Linked DNA regions of Homo sapiens: region 2 is linked to region 1. Evidence: chromatin loops called from intact Hi-C (ENCODE). Cell type or tissue: heart left ventricle. All regions are shown on one strand. Each heading gives the region's core, and the rest is flanking DNA. Links, peaks and the distances in the headings are about the cores only. Region 1 overlaps PCNX2 (pecanex 2). Region 2 overlaps PCNX2 (pecanex 2).

Region 1 (5,379 bases), core at 194-5,193:
CTTGTTAATGTTTTAATGATAGTAAATTGTGATGTAAATGCTACCTTTATATCTACCTAGAATAACAGTCAGCCAGGCCTAGCACTGTGCTTATCTTTGCAATTCTCACCAATTCTCATCAGTTTAGGACCAATGCAATGCTTGACCGTCATGCTATCCATAATGATAATAATAATAATAATGCCACTATCATAGACTTGCATAGAGCTTTAGAGTTTACAAAACACTTTCACATACAATACTATCTCATTTTTTAATGTAAGACAAGCTGAATGAGTTGGAGACCATATCCAGGTGAGAGTAAATGGAAGCGGAAAATGCTGTATTCCTACAGATCCTATGCTGCCCTTGGGTAGACTGCACCTGCCTCTCAACCAGCAGTGTAATAAGCAAAATGTTTCAAGGTGATTGCCCAGGTACTGGCCCATAACATATTGGGACAATGTAAGATTTTAAAAACCATGGTAATGAGTCTACAGAATATACTCTGTGGGGTTAGAAGCACATGATGGATAAACTTAGTGACAGAGAAGTACCAGTTTATAACATGGATTCATGCAACATTTTTAATTGGTAATATTCAAAACCCCTGAATGCCAATCTTGAGTTCAAACAACAGGTTTTCACCAATTCCAACCATGCCCCAAGCTCTGCCCTTCCCTTTGTGCTTGAGAGCTAAACTCTACAGCTATGACAATGAAAAATAACCTCCTCTTCTCCTGTGTGTGTGTGTGTGTGTGTGTGTGTGTGTGTGTGTGTGTGTGTATTTTAAGTGACCAGCCCTTTATAAAAGTGACAGCCCTTTCTGGGAGCTCCCCTTTCAGGGACACTTCATTCCCTACACACACACTGTATTTGTACCAGGGAGGAATTTCAGACAAGTCTTCCTCTGGCCTTGGCTCACCTCCTGACCACCCGCCCATTAGAGCCTGCAGAATTCCATCCTTTACTAGAAAGAGCTTGCAGAACATTGCGGGGGAAGCACTCCCAGAGCTCGTGTGCTGCACTTGAAGGAGAGAGGCAGGGAGGATGGGGGAAGGAGGGGATTAAAGTCTTGTCTTCCGAGCCTTATCTCCTGCTTGCTTTTGCTAGTCTCTTCTGAGAAATAGCTCCCCTGTGCCTCCAGGCTCCAGTAACACTGAGCACACCTGCTTTCAGCCTCACCTCCAGGCCCCTTTGGCCAGGTCGTTTCTCTGTCTAGATAGTCTTATCTCCTTTTATTTGGTTAACTCCAACTCATCCTCCACATTTCAGCTGAGGTGTCACCTTGCTGAGGAAGCCTCTCTGATCCCCTATTTCCTGGCCTGGAGCTTTTCCTGTGTCCCACACCACCAGAGCCTATTCTAATCAGAATTTCTGTTGTATAGAGTTGAATTGGTTGACTGGCTGTTAAACTTCTTGTAGGCAGGGACTGAGTCTTTTCACCATTGTATACCCAGCTTCTAGCACAAAACTGCAGGCATAGCCAGCCTACAGCAAATATTTGTTGGATAATGACAAGAAAACCTATTTAATTTTTATTTTGTGGCTGAAACGTAATTTAATTTCCTGGTGATATCAATTATATTTAGAAATCAAATAGTAGAACTACATTATTTTCCCAGTATGAGACTTTGTAAATATTTTCTTAGGGTCTAAACATGAGCCTGGTTAGCAATCTTCGTTTTTCCTCCTCCATACCCATATATATTAGAATATAGAACTTTAAAATTTTTTACTTAAAGTTTAAATGGTTGAAGCAATGAATTTGGTTAAGTGTCTAACAATAAAACGCTACAGATGAGTTGAGTTTTTATGCATCATCGTGACATTTATAGGATTACAAATGTAAAATAAGGAATGGCAGGACTATTTCTGATTTATTCTTGCAGTATTTACTTATTTTCAAGTTTCTGCTCTAACGGGGATATTTTTGAGATATTAAATCAATGGATGTATACATTTGATAATCTAAAGTTTCTAGTTTCCTCTAGCTCTTCTACTCATGAAATCAATGGCATTCACATCTTCCCAAGCTATCCTGATACTTTCATGGAACCTTCTTGAAGGTTCAACACTAATGTTCTGGAGGGTGGTAGGGAGTTAGCACTTCCGGGCTTATCTCAGGGGAAAATGCAAGTCCCTCAGGAAAGCCCGTATTCCACAGGGCCCCCACATACTAGGGCTGTGGTGAGAACTACATACTGGCAGCTGGGGGTGGGGCTGGGCAGAGCTCACAGACCTTGTACGGGCTGACAGTGTGTGCAGAACACAGCTAGGGCAAATGGCAGGGTCTCCGGTGGTCAGTGAGTGGCAGATCCAGCACCTCACCCAAACCAGGCAGGTACAACACACAGTACACCCGGTGACTGGACTAAGGGGATGCTCCCCTCCTCAGAAGTGCCCCTCTCAGGTCCACTTCCACCCACAGGTTTAGGAATCCTATCCCTAACACACAGAGGCCCTGGAAAGGAGGAGGAGGAGAGCCTGAATACATGAAAGGGAAGAGAATAAACAGTCCCAAAAGACTGATTCTTTGAATAAATTAAACACTTGTTCACACACAAACTCCAAGACTGAAAGGGCTGAGTTACCCTAATTAGCACTTTTTTTGTTTGTTTTGAGAGAGGATCTCACTCTGCCCCAGGCTAGAGTGCAGTGGTACAGTCATAGCTCACTGCAGCCTTGAACTCCTGGGCTCAAACCGTCTCCCCACTTCAGCTTCCCAAAGTGTTGGGATTACAGGTGTAAGCCACTGTATCTGGCAACTGGCACTTTTAAGTTAAGTCATCCCTACACTCCCCACATCAACAGGTATAAGAGCTCAGAGCAATATGTGGTCAGCTAAAAGGTAACTCAACATTTTCTTTGCACAGCTGGGTAATGGTGTATAAATTTCAACCCAATGTATTTTGTGTTTGTTTGTTTGTTTGTTTGAGACAGAGTCTCGCTCTGTTGCCCAGGTTGGAGTGCAGTGGCACGACCTTGGCTGATTGCAACCTCCGCCTCCTGAGTTCAAGCAATTCTCGTGCCTCAGCCTCCCAAGTAGCTGGGACTACAGGCACGTGCCACCATGCCAGGCTAATGTTTCTATTTTTAGTAGAGATGGGGTCTTGCCATGTTGTCCAGGCTGGTCTTGAACCCCTGACCTCAGGTGATCCATCCACCTTGGCCTCCCAAAGTGCTGGGATTACAGGCGTGAGCCACTGCAGCCAGCCACGTTGTATTGTTGAGCATCCTTTGGAAAAATGTGGCAAAGCAATCATAAAAAAAAATATATATATATATATATATATATATATAATTATATTATTTTTTCAAAGATGAGCTTTTCTAGAATGAACTGAAACATTTCCAGGAAAAAGGTAAACAGAAATAAAGAAACTTGACACTCACATGACATCATACCATCTACAATCCTCTTCTCTCCATCTGTACCAATGGAAACCAATCTTTCTTCAGGGCCTAACCGAAGTATTTCTTCTTCTAAGAAGCCTTCCCCATTACCCCTCCTCCAAAATGCCCAAAATTGAATCTGCAGCTCTAACTTCATGTCTGCGTGTTTCACTAACCTCCCATGTTATCTCTGGCTTTGAATCCTTGGCTCTGCCTCCCAAGAGTCTCATTAAAGGTCGACTGGATAAATGAATGAACATTAATAAGTTATCTCTTAGTAAAATAATGAAAGGCTTCACATTTTTAGACCTCTTGATGATAATGTTACTTGCCCCAAGAATAAAGTCTCCCTTTATGTCAAACATTTAAGAATCTTTGAATATTTAATATACAAGGCAATAATACATTAAAAAAAAAAAGATACTTTCCAAACCATGGGAGAAAAAGGCAACCTAATCCAGTGAGCTCTTGTGAGACTTATGCATCCTGGCAACCAAAAATCAATGTGCATGAATTTCTAATGCATTTGAAAAGCAACAGAGACAGTGGCAATCCTGTTAATATCAACCCAAGGTTAGCTGCTATCTATCTGATTTCCTTTCACATTCAGTCAGTAGACTGCCTTGCAGTGATATATCAACAACCCGTGATGCAAAATTCAGGGAAAGAGCTGACTAATCCTGTCAAGTAATCCAACCTGGAAAAAGGTTTTAAGATCCCCTGTTTCCAGAACATCCACAAACAGCAATTCTGGAATGTACGTACCCGTGGGGTTTCCGACTGGGTCCTGCGAGCCACCATCAGTAACAGCTGTTGCTGAAGGGCACTGACGGCAGGGTCCCCAGAAGACGGATCTTGACTCTCAGAAGTTGTGGTACTGGAGGAGCTGACCTGCATCTCTCTGAGGATGGGCAAAACAAAAGCTTTGGTTACCTGGTAATACCAGAAGTCATCTATTTATTATACACAAACACAAGGACAATAGGAATGCCCAAAGCAGGTAGTGGATGAGACTTTACAACCTTACATAAACAGTTAAGAGTTTAAAATTATGTATACAAGGCTACCTTCAGGTAGAAGGTCAATTACCCTGCATACATTGAAATTACTCAGGCTACCCAGGGTTGCAGTGTGTCATAGGGCAGGTAGGTAGATGCCTGGTGTTCTACAGATGACAACCTTAATTTTTTTAAATATTTAATGCCTGGGGAGGCCTTAGCAACAAGTTCTAGCCTCATATTTTGTAAAAACAAATAGTGGGCTTGATAATTCTCCAGACACCAACCAGGAAGAAACAGAGATGAACACCTCTGCTACCTAGCTGCATCTCCTCTCCACCACACCCCAAAGCAAGGTAAGTACTTATTAGACAAAAGAAATGTCTTGGGTAATTGATCAAGAGGACATGATGGAATTAGTTGTGATCTATATCTAAAATAGTTTTATCTTTAACCACACACAGATTGACAAGACTTAAATTAATAGTAAGCAATCTCATTTTTACAAAGGAAAAAATCCTGGCATTTTTTTCCTTTGCCTCAGAAAGCAAAAACTAGGACATACTTCTCTATCTGATTTTCTAGTAGGGTATCTATAACTTTTAGGAGACAATGTTGGCTGCCTACTCAACAGGCATTTCTCACAGAATGTCTCCTAACATAACTCCATTTTATTAAGTCATCCAAGACTGTTGCTTTGGAAGAGACATGAGGTCCTTCCCTAGCCCCAGGGAAAAATCCTGGTCTTTAAGCCATTCACCCTGGCCAGAGCTTGGCTTTGGAATGAGAAAGAAACACAACTCTAAGAGGTCACTGGGGAGCAAAGAAGAGTTGGCTGGGATTAAGAGAGCTCTCGGACAAATTTTTCTATAGTTCTTAAGTAGTAACAAAAGTAAAAGACAGTCTTTCTCCAGGCCTTTACATGATTCGTGAATAATAAATACTGCTATCGTGATGGACAAACTTGAGTACTGGAGAGCTGAGTGATGGAAGGGAACTAGTTTTT
Region 2 (5,379 bases), core at 216-5,215, 210 kb before region 1:
CCAGCCAAAACAACACAGTTCTTATGGAAAGCATTGACAATGTGAAATTGTTGTAATCTTCACACACTTAATCCTGAGTGCCCAGACAGTGGACATCTGTGATACATTCACAAGTAACCCATGTTTCCTTCTTAATCAGACACTGTACTTATGAGTCCCACTTGGGGAAAATGCCTCCCTTGGGCTTGATTATTATGAGTAACAGCTTTGTGGAAAGCCATTTTGTAGTTTTTGAATAAATTCCTCCATCAAAAAGGCTAGCACCTGGCCTCAAGAAATAGAAATGGGACAGAGGAAATGAAAATCCAAGCCTGATAGGCTTGGATCAGGGTGTGCTGCTGTGGAGTCCCTGCCAGCGTGCACCGCAGTTCCATTATAACAGAAAAATGCAGGTGGTGCTCCAGGCTATTGAGGCTGAGGGGCACCCCTGGAATGAGGCTGCACATCTCACTGTGAAATCATGAGGGGCTGGAGGGCTCACAGTGTTTGATGCAAGGAGGCAGGGATGTGTGCTCCTGTTAGAAACAAACGCTTAATTGATGCTCTTCTCTGTTTATAAAAACATATTCTTTTTAAGTGAGAAAGCAGAAAACGAATATTGGGTGGACGGAAACGAAGTCTTCAGTGACTGACGCTTGTAAGTGGAGTGGGCTGAGAAACCCTTTTCTAGGGGGGCCCCCACCCTCCCTCTCTGGCTCTTCCCTCCCTCTGTCTGGGAAATAAAACCCAGAGCTCAAGGCCTCAAGTTTACTTGGGTATCTGGTTTCAAGGGTTTTTTTTTAGGACTTTAGCAGGTGAAGAGACAGTCTGTGATTTCCACTAAACAACTGCAAATGCATGACTTAGGCTCTCTGCTGTGAGGACTGAGGACAGCCTGGACTTTGGGGAGGTTCCTCTGTGGTTCATGGCTGATGCTCTCCCTTCTTTTGGACACACCTTCTATTACGCTCCACAGTCTACCTGTCCCAAAAATGAGGAAGTGGAAAAATGAAATCTGCAGACAATAACTAGAATTCAGTAGTGTGCCTGTTCTCCCATCCTCTGTAACACCCCACCATAACCATCCTGGCCTCAGGAAAGCCCTTCGATATAAGGAGGAAGGAAGAGAGGGAGTGATGGAGAAAGAGGTCAAGGAAGCTGAAGGCAGAGGCGGGAAAGAAAGACATGCTAATGATGCCCACGTTGCACGGCTGTTCTGAGGTTTAGAATGAGACAATCTATATGAGGAACTCAGCACATGGCCTGGCCCGTTGATATGTGTATATGTGGAAAAACAGTCATGCCTTTGACATCTGTGACTTACCTACCCAGCAAGCAGGATGAGCGTGGGACTCAGAGGGGAGGCAGGCAGTGGCAGCAGTAGCAGCAGCCCAGGAGAGGTTGAGGCAGAGGGGCGAGGGGACAGGGATGGCATTAGGGGACAGGAGAACCGTTGTGTCTGTGGTGGTCACCAGAGTGCACATCTGATATTCACAAATAGAAACTTTGAATCTGGAGGGTTTTCTCTTGTCTCCTTGCCGGCTGGATCATTTAAAGACAGTTTAAGTCGTCGGCCCAAAGTTGCAAGCAAAAGAGTAACGATGCCCATGTCCACGAGCACCGCTTCTCAGCTGAGCGTTACAAAGGGAAGAAAGAAATTTGGTCTCTCTAAACATCTAGCTCTAGTGAACAGCTGGTCTAGTTTTTCTGCAACATGGCCTAATCACATACCAGATAGGAATAACAAACAAAGACTGAAAGACAAAAGTTTACGTTTTCATTCATTGCTAGGGAGGAATTAAAACAACCCCACAACCGATGAAGTCAGAATAGTCAATGAGGACTTTGAATCCCAGAGGTTAACACTTCCTCCTCTCCGTCTGGCAAAACGCTGCAGTGCTGACTTCAGAACAGAACCCAGCTAGATGCTCAGTTTTCTAAATCACAGCACCGACACTTCTCACTGGGAGAAAACAGAACCACCCCAAATGCTTGCAAGTCATACCCTATCTCCATTTAATCTAGGCAGAACTTCTGTCACGGAGACACAGTCAATGAACACTGTAAAATCCTTCAGAATCTGTCCGGATGAGGTGGATACAACACTAAGTAAAACATAAATCGGGGCAGTGACAATGAATTGATGGGGTAAACCTAGACTGTGCTGAAAGCAGGACCCCTCCTGAATAAATTCACAATATCTGGCTCCTCCAGCAGGGATTCTCCTGGTTCCTCATTTTAACTGTAGATCAGCATATTCTTTCAGACAACTCATTCTAGGAAGGCGGGCCTGGCAGGCAGGCCAACCTGTCGGGTTGTTCGCGCCTCATTCTGCAAGGCCAGTGATAAGCGTGTCTCCTTTCTAAAAGAGCTGCCCAGAAACAATGACAGCAGGAGAGCCAGGCCCACACAGAAAGCAGCAGATTCCTTGACTGCTAAGCGGGTTTTAAACACTAATAATCTGAAGAGAGATGGAGGAGACACGAGGGAAAACCTCAAGTCGCCAGGAAGGAAATGATTTCAAATATATTCATACAGGGTGGGGGAACTGACCCAGTTTATTAGGAGATTTCAAAAAATTCCTTTTGTAGTAAAGGAATGATTTCAAATTTGTCTTCCTTTTCAATTTGCCTTTCCAGTAAGAAAATAATAAACAGAATGAAATCAAACTCTTGAAACTTTAAGTCATTCAGAGCTACAAAGGCAACTTTGTTCACCTAGCAACCATGCCAAAGAAGAAAATCATCTTTTTTTTTAACCCCAAAATGCTGTTTCTTCTGTTCTAATAGGCAGTTAGCCCTCCTGAAATTTCCCTTAACTAGCTGCACTGGGGAATGAGTGCAGGTTCCAAGCCACCCCTTGCTGAAGGGCAGAAAAGCACTGAGTGCTGTATTTGGAGGCAACCTCGCAGGATAGGCCTGGCAGTACCAATGTGAATTAAACACGGGGGCACCGTGTTTTTGGGCATCTGCCCAAAAATCTCAGCCCCATCCTGAGTGCTGACTTGGGAGTTAAGAACATTCTTGTTTCTGTGGGGCACAATTACGTCTGTAGTAGCTCCAAAGCCTACTTGTATATCAAATCACTTAGGAAACTGATTAAACAATATAAGTCCTTGGGTCCCGGGAGGTGGAGGTTGCAGTGAGCCCAGATCACACCACTGCACTCCAGCCTGGGCAACAGAGTGAGACTCTTTCTCAAAAAAAGAAAAAAAAGTCCTTGGGTCCCACCCCAGGCCCATGGAATTCGAATGTGTGGGTAGGACATGGGAATGTGTAGTTAACTAGCTTGCAGGGGAGGAGGGGAGTCTGCTCCAGGTTTGCCCTGGCTCTGGCTTGTGAGAGGCGCCATGCTAGGTAGCACACCCATGCACTGCCTGCCTCTCCTAGCCCACCTGCAACTCCCATTTTGCCTTCACTCTCCTTTCTTAAAAAACAGAGTGGAGGGCATGGTTTCCTCACAAGCCAGCTATTACCCGGCAGGTTCTGGGGGAGCCTTCCTGAGCCCTTTTCCATTTGCACATGATCCTGGATTTGTCAAATGGCAAATTGTCATCTTAGAAATCATCTAGGGGACTGGGAGGCACATTTCCAGCAGTTAGGAAAAAAGAAAGGTGAGTATCAACTACCAGTCCAAGGAAAGAAGGCATCAAAAAGCTCGTCCAATCATGGAACCTCCAAGGCCTCTGTAAAAGCCAACAGGGTTAGGCCAGGGAGGATGGACCCAGACAGGGCATCTCACTCTCATCCCTCCTCCCTTCTCTCCCACTCACGGTGATCTGCTGGCCCCATGGTGACGAGTTGGGCCTGTCCACGTGTCTGGCTCATGGAAAGGCAGGGATGTGGCTCAGTATTGAACCCCAGTCCCACTACTCGTGCCTGCAGCAGGCCACCAGACCCTTGACTGAATTAGGATCTCTTCTGTCCAGACTGTATGGCCCAGACTCCAAATCCATGTTCCCCAGAACCTTTGTTCATTCAGTACAAAAAAACAAATTGGGCCATGCAATAAACAGGTCATCAAGCAGAGCTCTGAGGACCCAAAGAGGACTCAGTTGTGGCTTCTCTGTTTAGGGAACTGCCATAGAGTGAAGTAGGAAAGTTTGCAGAGCAAGGGGAGAGGAATGCTGGGCATGGCCCCGGGCTGTCAGCTGGTGAGGAAGAGCTGTTGAGACTGAGGTTGGAAGAGAAGCTGCGGGCATGTGGAAGGGAGAGGAGAGTCCCTGCAGGAGGAGCAAGCAGTGTGCAAGCATGTGGGGCAGGGAGCACAGGTAGTGTGTGCACAGTGTGTACACAAAACAGTGAGAGATGGGGGGGGAGTGGGAAACACAGCCAGTGGCAATACTGGAGGTCTCTGGGTAGCAGATGAAAGAGTCTAGCCTAATTCTTTCTTTTTCTTTCTTTTTTTTTTTTTTTTTTTTGAGACAGAGTCTCGCTCTGTTGCCCAGGCTGGAGTGCAGTGGTGCGATCTTGGCTCACTGCAACTTCCGCCTCCCTGGTTCAAGTGATTCTCCTGCCTCAGCCTCCCGAATAGCTGGGATTACAGGCTTGTGCCACCACATCCAGTTAATTTTGTATTTTTAGTAGAGATGGGGTTTCTCCATGTTGGTCAGGCTGGTCTTGAACTCCCGACCTCAAGTGATCTGCCTGCCTCGGTCTCCCAAAGTGCTGGGATTACAGGCTTGAGCCACTGCGCCGGGATGAGTCTAGCCTAATTCTTGAGGCAACAGGAAGATGTCAACTCCAGGGCTTATCTACGTGGCTGTCTAGACCCACACTGCTGGTCCTCACTGCCCCCTTCCAGCCACTTGCTTCACGGGCCTGTGAGTCCTCTTGCTCAGTCAGCCCCTGGATCTAGCTGTTCCTGCAACCACCCTGTCCTGCCTCCTGAAAACTAAAGGAAATACTCAAGGGACACTCTCCTTGTTGAGGGAGATAACAGAGATGGCTAGTTACCATTTATCATCTGTTTTCTCCTTCTTCTGTGAACACACGATTTCATTCTGGGCTCATGGCTGCCCAAAGTACACTTTCCAGACCCTCTTCCAGGTGGCATGTGACAATGTTCCGGCTGATGGGATACAACAGGAGGATATTGTGGCAGCTTCCTAGAACCTCATTAACAGACTGCTGATGCATGCCCTTGGTCTTCATTTTCTGTGTCCTTTCCTCTATCCCTTTAAGCCTGTAACTTAAATTGTGGAACTCAAATTTTGGAAGCTACCATACCAACCATCATCAAAGTCCAAGAGAAATAAGCTTCTAACATGCATGCCACTCTTATTTCATGGCTCACTGCCAAATCTAACACAACTGGTATATTGAATTTGCTTAGAGTCTAGAAAGAGAAGATAGGCATAACTCCCTGGTATGCTTCCCAAATCTTCCCCCATTTACATTA

The links. A loop is a pair of places that touch in the nucleus more often than their neighbours do. Peaks named below come from ENCODE experiments on the same cell type or tissue, not always from the same donor. Only the 100,000 strongest peaks of a DNase experiment are listed, where the experiment ranks them.
Region 2: a loop joins it to region 1, with 2.1 times the contacts of the local background. A loop is called at or near these places in 8 of 110 quality-filtered maps.

Annotation. Positions count from the first base shown.
Region 1 is chr1:233,232,705-233,238,083 of GRCh38, forward strand. PCNX2 (pecanex 2) reads right to left here. Exons shown (of 34, transcript NM_014801.4): 9 at 4,141-4,276. Among named protein-coding and RNA genes, the nearest start is that of PCNX2, 60 kb to the right of the region's middle. RefSeq lists enhancers at 1,755-2,278, 2,279-2,800. In heart left ventricle, for the core only: no CTCF peak of the experiment used is centred there; no DNase peak of the experiment used is centred there.
Region 2 is chr1:233,018,317-233,023,695 of GRCh38, forward strand. All of the region lies in intron 26 of PCNX2 (pecanex 2), which reads right to left. Among named protein-coding and RNA genes, the nearest start is that of NTPCR, 70 kb to the left of the region's middle. In heart left ventricle, for the core only: no CTCF peak of the experiment used is centred there; a DNase peak (open chromatin) is centred at 2,284.